Regions from separate parts of the Homo sapiens genome. Here all the other regions are linked to region 3. Evidence: chromatin contacts called from ENCODE Hi-C data. All regions are on one chromosome and are shown on one strand. The core of a region is the stretch at or near the end of the contact, and the rest is flanking DNA. Distances in the headings are between cores, read along the strand shown.

Region 1 (3,473 bases), core at 734-3,233, 1.4 Mb after region 3:
TGCCACTTCAGCCGCCCAAGTAGCTGGGACTACAGGAGTGTGCCACTAAGCATGGCTAATTTTTATATCTTCTGTAGAGACGGGGTTCTTGCTATGTGCCCAGGCTGGTCTTGAACTCCTGAGCTCAAGTAATCTGCCAGACTCGGCCTCCTGAATTGTTGGGGTTACAGGCCTAAGCTACCTTGCCTGGCCCATCTGAAAAGTCTTAATCCATTTCAGTATCAACTCTAAGGCCCAAATATCACCTAAATATTATCTGAATCACATATGGGTGAGACACAAGGTGTGGTTCATCCTGAGGCAAAGTTTCTGCCCAGCTGTGAATCTGTGAAGCCAGAGAAGTTATCTGCTTCCAAAATACAATGGTGGGACAGGCATAGGAAACACCCTCAGCCCTGGAAACCACCCTTCTACTTTGTTACTCTGAATTTGATGTTTGTACTTAGCACGTGTAAGTAAGTGCATGAAGTATGTTTCTTTGTGTGTGTTGGGAACGGGTGCTCAGTGTCGCAAAAATCAACACTGAGACAAAGGATCTCTCAGCAAGGCTAGTTTACTTTCTGCAGAAAGGGTGCTGCTCACTAGCAGTCTTGCCACGAGAGTACACATGAACAAAAGAGAAGGGTCATTTATAACCTGACGCATCTGGCCGGGCGCGGTGGCTCATGCCTGTAATCCCAGCACTTTGGGAGGCCGAGGTGGGCGGATCACGAGGTCAGGAGATCGAGACCATCCTGGCTAACGCAGTGAAACCCCGTCTCTACTAAAAATACAAAAAATTAGCTGGGCGCAGTGGCAGGTGCCTCTAGTCCCAGCTACTCGGGAGGCTGAGGCAGGAGAATGGCGTGAACCCAGGAGGCAGAGCTTGCAGTGAGCCGAGATAGCGCCACTGCACTCCGGCCTGGGCGAAAGAACGAGACTCCGTCTCAAAAAAAATAATAATAATAATAACCTGACGCGTCCACCCTACTGCTGTGTCTGGTTTCCATTGGCTGGAATCGGACCCAATTCTGTGCTTGACCTGATTGGCTAGCACCTTAGAACTTCCCAAAAGAGGCAAAGGCAGAGGAGAACAAAGGAAGAGAGGAAGTAACTTGTGGAAGGCTGAGAGAGGCAAAAACACTTCCAAATAAGGAAGAGGAATAGGCTGTGACCTAATGCTTGCTTGGAACAATTCAGGCATGCCAGGGCAAATATCTAGGCTAAAATGTGGGAGCTAAGAACACAGAGTATATTGATTTATCTATTATGGCTAGCAGATATTTAAGAATATTAGCACAGGTCTTTGAGTAAATTTTGCTTCTAAGAGAGGTTACTATCTATTCTCAATTAGACTGGGAGGAAAGTCCCTTTGAAGAGGAACCTCTACTTATTTCATTTTCTACACTGTGTCTAGCACATTTCGCTTGGCATAATGTCTTCTGGGTTCCTGGATCCAGTCACTGCTCCACATCCAATCCCCACCGAGATCCCAGTTCCCTGACTACTGAGTAGCTTCAGCTTTTCTGGTAAGACTGGATGGAGTCCACCAGGCTCGGAAAAATCGGTTTTGACTTAAATCAGTTCAACTTGTTAAGAATAAATCATCTTAGTTTCCAGTATAAGTGGACCACAACTTTAAGATTCAACCTTAAATTCTGAAACATTAATTTAAAATGGGCAAGGAGCAACGCTGCTTCACAGGACAAGAAATAGTCACAAATACTCCCAAACCTGGAAAACAAAATCCTGCTGGGTGAGAGGCGGAGTGGAGAACAGGCCCCGCCTCGGCCCCGCCCACCCCTGGAGGCCCCGCTTCATCCCAGTTTTCGGTCCAGCCAAGCCCCACCTAGTCACGCCCCCTACCGCCCTGGGCCTCCCACCACCCTTTCGGGCCACTCCCAAGTCAGGCCAGTCTTTCCGCCCAGCCCTTTCCTAGTCGCGCCCCGCCTAGGCCCCGCCCCCAGGCCGCCCAGTTTTTCTTTCCGCGCCCAGTTTCCTGCACACCCGGAAGCAGATCGCGCTGGGGAAAGGCCACGTCGCTATGAGTGTGTTTCAGTCTACCTGGATTAAACGTTTGCTTCTCTTCGTCTACCTTGATTAAACGTGCACTTCGCAGTCCTCGGTTCTCCATACCCGTGACCTGGGGATCGCTACGGACCTTAAAATACCCGCAACAGCCCCTTCGTCCCAAGTAAGTAGGAGAATTGCTTCCCTTTCGGTTTAAAATCTCTCTGAGGCCGTTCCTTGCTCTCTGCCTTTCTTCCTTAGGACCATGTAGACAACCCCATTCAGGTAGTGTTCCCGCTTAAAACCCTCTGCTTGGGCCCCGCGCCAAGTCGAGTCCTCATTCGGGATGTGGACTAGCGCCCTTCGCGATCCCCGAGCTCCTCCGTCGTCTGCCCCTGGAGGGGAGCGCCCACTGTCCGGCTCCTGAAGGAGCCGCTTCTCCTCCCACGTCCTGGGATTCTGCAGACCCTCCCTGTCGTGAGACATCGTTCTCCGCGCCACCTCGTGTCGTCCTCACGCCGGGTCCTTCCGCTCCCCAGGCTTCCCCTTCACAGCCACTGCTTTTCTTGACTCCCCGTTGGGACAGGTTACCTGAGTCTGTCTTGTGACACCCAGTGTTCTTCCTTCCCAAATTTTACTCCACTGGAAAATGTGCTCTTCCGGGAGGTGGGCATCCTATTCCTCCCCTTTCCTCCCGAATGTGTGGGTGAGAGGGATCAGGAGAGGAAAAGACGGGGAACGACGGAGCAAAAGGAAAAACTGAGGAGAAAAGAATGAGGGAGACCCATAAATACACGGCAAAATGGATGATACTTTAGGGACTTGCAAAGAGAGCAAGAGTGAAAGAGAACGGATGGAAAAAGTAGCAGGGGGAGAAAAGCACACAGAGAAATTTAGAAAAAAAGGGGACCTTCAGAGAGATGAAGGGCAGCAAAATAGAGTGGGGCGGCAAAGGAGGAGGCACTGCAGACAGACAGACAGTGGGGAGAAGGTGAAAGAGTTGGAGCCGCGGCTGACAGAGCTACGTGGTGCTGGGACTGAAAGAGAGGGAGAGAGGGCAGTGGGTGACAAGCAGAGTAGAGGGAGAACCACAGCAGGGAGTAAGCCTAGGAAATTGGGGGTGCTAGAGAGTGGGAACAAAGGAGATGTAACAGGGAAGAGGGAATTTAACAAGGAGAGCAGAGAGGGAGCTTAGATGGGGGAAAAGAGGCAGAAATACGTGGAGATTGGGGACAATCGGAAAGATTGGGGAGAAAGAGCTACGAGAGGTGAAGTAAGTTGCAGAGCATTGGGCAGAACAGACATAAAAGAGGGAATAAAGAAAGGGGTGCAAAACAGAAAAGGAGAAAAAAAAGACGCTCAGAATGAGAGAGGGAAACACATAGCCGTGAAGAAAGCGGGAGAGGACCCCATCCAGATGCGTGACAGTTGATTGGATATGGATGGTGGTTGTAATATATTGATTTGTGGCTTTATACTCTGAT
Region 2 (3,920 bases), core at 426-2,925, 1.2 Mb after region 3:
TTACCCACTCACCCACACCCGAATGAGGCAAGTCACTGCCCTCTGGCTGAACAGGGATTGTGAATGGAAGCTAACTTGTGATGTCAAGAATTATAAAATGCACTTCCCTTATAGGCAGGAACTTTGCAAGTCTCATCTTCATCTGTACTTTTGAAATAAATTTTGTGCTTATTAGATTACAATTAGAGAAATCAGTATATCACAATTTGATCATAATAGTCCATCAACTCATCGCTCATCTGCACTCAGGTTCCCCCTCTTTTGTCATTAGTATGTTTCCCTCCCTCATTCTGTACAGCTCTCTCATTCTTACCTTCTTTCTCCTGCTTTTTTTCACTTCATTTTTCCCATAAGAATTGGCTTATTTTTCTGCCCCTCTCCTCTCCTGCTGTTTCTCCCCCTCTTCCCTCTATTCCTTCTCTTCCATTTGTTCTGCTCCATTCTGGCAATTTGTTTTACCCCTTGTTCCTCTTTGTGTCCAATTTTTGATTGTCCCCAATTTCCATTCTGCCTGTTTCTTGCCCTCCCTATCTCTGCTTCCTCTCTGTTCTCCCTGTTAAATTTCCTCTTCCCTGCTACACTCTCTTGTCCCCACTCTCTGGCCCCCCCGGATCCCAGGCCTCCCCATGCTGTGGTTCTCCCTCTGCTCTCCTTGTCATCAGCTGCCCCCTCTTGCTGTCCCAGCACCATGCTGCTCTGTCTGCCCTGGCTCCAAATCCCTCCTCCTCTCCCCTACTCTGTCTGAGGAGCCTCCCCCTTTCTGCCCCTCTCCCAATCTTGCTTCATCTTCATCTCTCTGGAGACCCAGCTTTTCTCTACATTTCTCCAGTTACTTTTCTCCCCCTGCTACATTCTCGGCTTCATTCACTGTCTCTGTAAATCTCTCAGCTACTCTCTGCCGTCTGCTTATGGATCTCCCTCATGCTTCTTTTTCAAAATTTTTCTATTTCCTGCCACTCTTTCACCATCTTTCCCCACACATCCATAGGCAGGGGAGTACAATAAGGTGCCCACCTCCGCCAAGAGCACATTTTTAGTGGGATGGAATTTGGGACGAAGAATCCTGAATGTCCTAAGACAGAAGAAGTCACGTCCCCACACCCGGGGGTCGGGAGTAGCGATGGCTGCGAAGGGGAGGCCTGGGGAGTAGGAAGGCCCGGATCAAGGAGGAAAAGGGTGGGGCTGAATTATTAGAAGTGTGGGGTCTCAAGGGTCCCAGGACCCAGTACAGGACGCGGCCTCCCCCGCCGGGACTGGGGCTGCGGCGCTGCGCTTCAGGGGCCGGGGGCGAGGTTGGGAGGCTCCCCGGGCGGGAATCCACCTTGCGGTAAGGACTTTTAAAAGCGCGGGGCAGGACGTTGGGTCAGTAAAGAGTTTTAAGCGGAAAGGAGTCTCGAAAATCCGTGTTTACCTGGCCCAAGGCAGAACGAGCGGGGACAGGACCCGTCGCCGAGCGATTTTAACACACAGGGAAGCGAGCGCCGGACTCTCACGGAGACGCCTGAATTTACACGGGGTGGAGGGAGCGGTGCGGGGATTTCAAGGTCTGTGTTGACTCTCAGATCCCGGGTACAGAAGCGCGGGGGAGCTGGGAAGCCCAGATTGAATCTAAACAAAGGGAAACTGACGCGCTGCGGTGTGACCTTCTACCCACGCGATCCGCTTCCGGGTCTGCAAAAAACTGCGCGCGCGCAGCATAGAGAGCGGACCGGGACGGGACGGGGCGGGGCTTCCCTAGGCCACGCCTCCAGTGCCTCTGTTTTCCGGGTTTTGCTGGCAGTGAGGCTGGAGCAGCTCAGCCCTCTGCAAACTGGGATCCTGCCGGAGCAAAGCAACGTCAGTTGAGGATTAGATCCAGGAAATTTCCTGCTATTAAAATCAATTTTAAGCCGGCCGTGGTGGCAGGCACCTGTAGTCCCAGCGACTAGAGAGGCTGAGGCTGGAGGATCGCTTCAGCCCAGGAGTTCGAGTCTACACTGAGCTATCATGGCCACTGCACTCCAGCCTGGGCGTAGTGTAGACCCAGTGCTATACTCAGTGTAGACTCTGTCCTAAAATAAATAAGTAAATAAAAACTAATTTTAACAATTTAATTTAAAAGGCCTGGAATTCTGTGTGAAGGCGATGCAAGTTAAAATGTGAAATGCAAAGCCCTGCCTGGGTAGCATGTGCAATTTCATGCTGACGGCCCACAGAACATAATAGAAATCTTCTCCCTTTCCATCATCATCTCTGATCTCCAGCACGGGAGAAAGATGTAGGCTGGGAGGTTAAGCCCGTCTAGTGTTTTCACGTTCTTCTGCCTGCTTTTATTCTGACTGTGCTGGCAGCTGATTAGATTGTGCCCACCCAAATTGAGGTGGGTCTGCCTTTCCCAGTCCACTGAGTCATCTCTAGAGTGCTCATCTCTAGAGAGTTTCCGAGGGACAACGCCAAGCGCGTTGGAGGGTTAAGGCCAACCTGGGAATCCGTATTTACCTGGCCCAAGGCAGAACGAACGGGGCATCTCCGTGAGAGTCTGGCGGTCGCTTCCCTGTGTGTTAAAAACGCTACAGGCACATGCCACCATACCCATCGTTCGGCGATGGGTCCTGTCCCCGGAGGGATGTTAGGCCACCACCAACTGCTTTTTTTTCTTGAGACGGAGTCTCGCTCTGTCACCCAGGCTCACTGCAAGCTCCGCCTCCTGGGTTCACGCCATTCTCCTGCCTCAGCCTCCTGAGTAGCTGGGACCACAGGCACCCACCACCACGCCCGCCTAATTTTTTGTATTTTTAGTAGAGATGGGGTTTCACCGTGTTAGCCAGGATGGTCTCGATCTCCTGACCTCGTGATCCACACCCCCCCCCCACGCCCCGGCCCCCAAAGTGCTGGGATTACAGGGGTGAGCCACTGCACCCGGCCCAACTGTTGCTTTTAAAAAAACCAATAACTTTAAAAAATAGATGTAAATTACATTGTGTGTGTGTGTGTGTGTGTGTTTGTTTTTGAGACAGAGTCTTGCTCTGTCACCCAGGCTGGAGTGCAGTGACACGGTTTCAGCTCACTGTAGCCTCTGCCTCCCCGGTTCAAGCGACTCTCCAGCCTCAGCCTCCCAAGTAGCTGGGGCTACAGGCTTGCACCACAGTGCTTGGCTAATTTTTGTATTTTTAGTACAGACACGGTTTCACCATGTTGGACAGGCTGGTCTCAAACTCCTGACCTCAGGTGATTCTCCTGCCTGAAAGATTGGTGCAATTTCTCTGTTAAATCATCTTATATGTTTCATCTTACATTCTGTTTAGATTTTCTGTCTCTACTACTGTCAAAATTGGTAGAGTACATTTTCCTAGAAAATTTGTTTCATCTGTGTTTCCAGTCAATATTCATTTAATTTTATAAATTACTTTATTTTATTTTATTTTTGAGACAAAGTCTCACTCCAATACCCATGCTGGAGTGCAGTGGCGCAATCTCAGCTCACTGCAACCTCCAACTCCCGGGTTCAACCAATTCTCCTGCCTCAGCCTCCCGAGTAGCTGGGACTACAGGCACGTGCCACCATGCCTGGCTAAGTTTTGTATTTTTAGTAGAGACGGGATTTCACTAAGTTGGTCAGGCTGGTCTTGAACTTCTGACCTCGTGATCCACCTGCCTTGGCCTCCCAAAGTGCTGGGATTACAGGCGTGAGCCACCAAGCCCGGCCTAAATTAGTTATTTAAAAAACTAATACACTTTATTTTAGAAGATTTATAGATTTATATTTAAAAAATTCAAAAAAGGTAGACAAGTTCCATATACCCTGACCCGTTTTCCCTATTATTAACATCTTATACTAGTTTTGTATGGGTTTTACAGTTTATAAACCATTGTTGATATACTACCATCAACTTATTCATAATTTATTCTGATTTCTTTGGTTTTAACTCATGTTCTTTTCT
Region 3 (3,656 bases), core at 1,091-3,590:
CTCCAGCATGGGCAACAGAGCAAGCCTCCATCTCAATTACAGAAAAAAAAAGACTATCTCCTAGAGCCTCCAAGCACACACACCTCCTAGAGCTCTGCCAAAGAGCCTCCAAGCACACACATGTCCTCCGTGAGAGGACACAGCAAGATGGTGACAGTCTCCAACCTGGAAAAGGGCCCTCATCAGAACCTGACCATGCTGGTACCCTCTTCTCAGACTTCCAGCCTCCAGAACTGTGAGCAATAAATGTTTGTGGTTTCAGCCACCGGTCTATGGTACTTTGTTACAGACTAAGGTAAGAATAAATTAAGGAGTGTGTGCAAAACACAATAGAGTATGGTACAAAAATGCGCTCAATAAATGTGGCCAGGCTCCTCTCTTTTGAAGGATTCATGAATAATCCTAAATAATATACTAAAATGTCATGTTGGATAAGGTATTTACAAAAATCTTATTCAATGGAATTTGTAGGCAACTGAAGCATTTCCTTCATTTACTATTGTTAATAACTATTAGTAGTGTTTAATATTATGTCAGGTGCATTTTTCTTTCTTACGGTTATAACTAAACTTACTTCTTTGTAGCTGCAGAGTATTCCATGAAATGAACGTGGTATAATTACTTAACCATTTCCACCATCCTGAACAATAATTGTGGTCAAGGTACACAGCCTTCGATTGTAGACCAATGGGTCTAAATGTCTTTGGGGCATGTCCATCCTTCTTAATGCCATGAAATTACAGAGTATCTCCTTAGGGTGGTGGTGGTGGGGGACAGATACACTAACACTGATAATCACATACAGTAAATATACACAGAATGTCCCTTGGAAAGTTGTAAGTGGAGTTAAAGGCAGGCCCTCAGGTTAAGGATAACAGTTCTAGGCCATTTGAGGCTGTGGTTCATTTTGTGAACCTGCAAACACCCATCCCAGTTACCTTCATATGTACGTTGCTCCTGATGTACAGACATCCAGACTTAGCACAAAACAGCAGCACTCACTGTGCACTCCCACTCAGGGGTGCGCGTCTATGGGTTTTATGCGTGTTAATGCATTTCACCCTCCTCACAAGCCTATCTTCAGAAGGCTCAAAAAGCTAAGAGGCAGAAACAGGACTCAAATCTTGGTCATCTACCTTTAATGTTTGGTCTTAAGTCTTATAAACACATATCATTTAATATAAAAAAAAAAGGATACTCACCTGACCCTTTCAGATGTTTAACGATTCGTCTTCCTCCTCGGGGATGCTTTTTCTGAAGGATGCTGGCCTGGGGAAAACAGAACCGGAAGGGTAACACCTGCCATACCTAATAAAACCAATGAGAAATACGAGGCCCCGAGATGGAGTTTCTGGGAGATTCCTGAAGAGCACGCTGTGGCGATTGAGATGATGACGCGTGGAGCTGCCCCCCTCCCTGTCTCCCACATCAGGGACCTGTCCCTCTACAGGAGGAATTCTACTCCTGAGGCCACCGTCCCCTGTCACTCAGGTGGCCTGCATGCACAGCACTTCTGGCTCTGAAAGCGTCACCTCATGGCTGTTTCTGCCTTCTTGCTGGTGAATTTCCAGGCGAGGCTCAGGCGCTCACGTCCCTCCGCGGCCCTTGTTCTCAGGCAGGTACCGCTTGGTTAGGAGGTGAAGGCAGGGGAAGCAGCAGAGACGCTGGAGCTACAAGTTGCACTGTCACACACACCTGCATCACTCAGAAGGCCCGATCATCCATCCCAGCACAGAGACGCTGAAGCTACAGGTTGTGTTGTCACACACACCTGCGTCACCCAGAAGGCCCGATCACCCATCCCAGCACAAGTCTGCACAGCTCAGCCTCACCACAGCTCACTCTGTCCTGAGACACATCTGCGCCCCTCATACCCACTAACGCCCAGCACGGCCATGCTACGGGCCCCACCACCCCACACGGTGCAGAGGTGCATCCGTGGGCCACGGAGACCCGTCCCGACCGCTGCCCCCGCACAACCCCCAGAGCGCACCTCACGGAGCAGAGTCCCAGGGACGCACCGCCGAGGTTCACAGGCACGGGCTGCGTTGACCCAAAGCCTCTGGAGCACCCCCGGTCACCAGTTATGGGGAGAGCCCGGCTGTGTCACCCCACACTCTCCAGCAAGTGCGTCACCGTCAGAAGCCCCGTGCCCGTCTCCCCTCGGAGCCACGCGCACCAATCTCACCTGCGCGGACTGGCGGAGATGCAGCGGCTGCGTCACTGGTGCAAACGCGCACCCAGCACGGCCCCCATCGCCCCCAATGACGCTCGCGTGCACCCGTGTCACAGTTACGGGGACAGGGCCGCCGCGTCAGCCTCGTACTCCCACGCAAGTGCGTCACACACTCGGTCCCGCCACCCCCTGGAGGCCAGCGCGCATGCGCACGCGCACCCAGCGGCCGCAGCGCGCAGACAGCAGCAGAGCCCGACACGCATGTGCACACAGACCCCTACACGTATGTGCACGTACCCAGACCCCGACACGTATGTGAGCGTACACAGACCCCCGATACATAGCGTGCTCAGCTGTTGACGTGCCTGTGCGGGCACACAGACCCTGACGGGCGTGTGCGCACGCACAGATGCCGACACGCATGTGCAGACACAACAGAGCCCGACACACACGTGCGCCTGCACAGATGCTGACACGCGGACACACTGACACGTGTGCGTGCACCCCTCCCATCCCTTTCCCTCCTCCCACTCTCCCAAAGCCGCAGACGCACCCGGTAGTCCCCCAACGCTGGGGCCTCGGGAGAGGGTGAGGCTAGAAGAGGACGCGGGGCCGTCGGGGGAAACCAGAGCCCCAAGCCCCGTGTTCCAGCATGCAGCACGGCGTACTCCTGGATGGTCTCTGGGAAATGTAGTCCGGGACGGTCCCAGGCAGGGGCCTCAGGGCGCGTCCCAGGTCGGTGCCGGAGCGGGCAGCCCCAAGCTAAGCCCTTCCTGGTCCCTGCAGACGCCCCTTCCCGACTGGGAAAGGAGCTGTGTCACCCCAGCTGGGACCCCGTCTGGCCTCTTGAGTGGGGTGATGCCGGGCGAGCCATGGCTGTCCTCAGAAGGGTATCCTCTCCTAGCCCCTCTGGAGCGTCACCTGGAATTCTCTGCAGGCCGCTAGCACAGGCTGCCGGAGCTGCTATTCGGTGTCCCTTGCTTGCTGCATTGTAAACAATGTACAGGTAGCAGTTATGCCCCGTGAGTCCCGCTCTCATTCCAAGTACTAACGTCACAGGGTCTACAGGATGTTGCAGGTACTTAACCACAGTCTCATTTTGACTCAAAATCCCACTTTTTGGTATTTATGCCAAGGAAGTAGCTATAGTTGTACACAATGTTGAAGTATGTTCACAAAATGCTTTTTTTCTGAAAATCTTTTTCTCTTTTAATTAGATAGACTTTAGATTCATATGTAGTTACAAGAAATAAAATTGAGAGATCTTGTGTACCTTTCACCTGGTTACCTCAGCTGGTGATTGTAGTATATAATACCACAACCAGAAGATTAACATTGATGTAATCCACTGACGTTACCCAGAATTTCCAGAGAATAATTTTTTGTTTGTTTGTTTGTTTGTTTTGAGACGGAGTTTCGCTCTTGTTGCCCAGGCTCAAGTGCAATGGTGCGATCTCGGCTCACTGCAACCTCCGCCTCC

The links. A loop is a pair of places that touch in the nucleus more often than their neighbours do. Pooled maps may share reads with other maps.
Region 1: a pooled map shows a loop between it and region 3 (4-fold over the local background). The contact joins the promoter of ZNF841 here to the promoter of ZNF331 in region 3. A Hi-C loop is called at or near these places in 6 of 50 pooled maps.
Region 2: a pooled map shows a loop between it and region 3 (4-fold over the local background). The contact joins the promoter of ZNF610 here to the promoter of ZNF331 in region 3. A Hi-C loop is called at or near these places in 6 of 50 pooled maps.

What each region holds. Positions count from the first base shown.
Region 1 is chr19:52,094,275-52,097,747 of GRCh38, reverse strand. It overlaps ZNF841 (zinc finger protein 841), which reads left to right and starts at 1,983. Exons shown (of 7, transcript NM_001136499.2): 1 at 1,983-2,173.
Region 2 is chr19:52,333,998-52,337,917 of GRCh38, reverse strand. ZNF610 (zinc finger protein 610) reads right to left here and starts at 1,675. Exons shown (of 6, transcript NM_001161425.2): 1 at 1,412-1,675.
Region 3 is chr19:53,536,829-53,540,484 of GRCh38, reverse strand. ZNF331 (zinc finger protein 331) reads right to left here and starts at 2,340. Exons shown (of 6, transcript NM_001079906.2): 1 at 2,189-2,340; 2 at 1,203-1,269. RefSeq lists enhancers at 2,261-2,310, 2,096-2,612.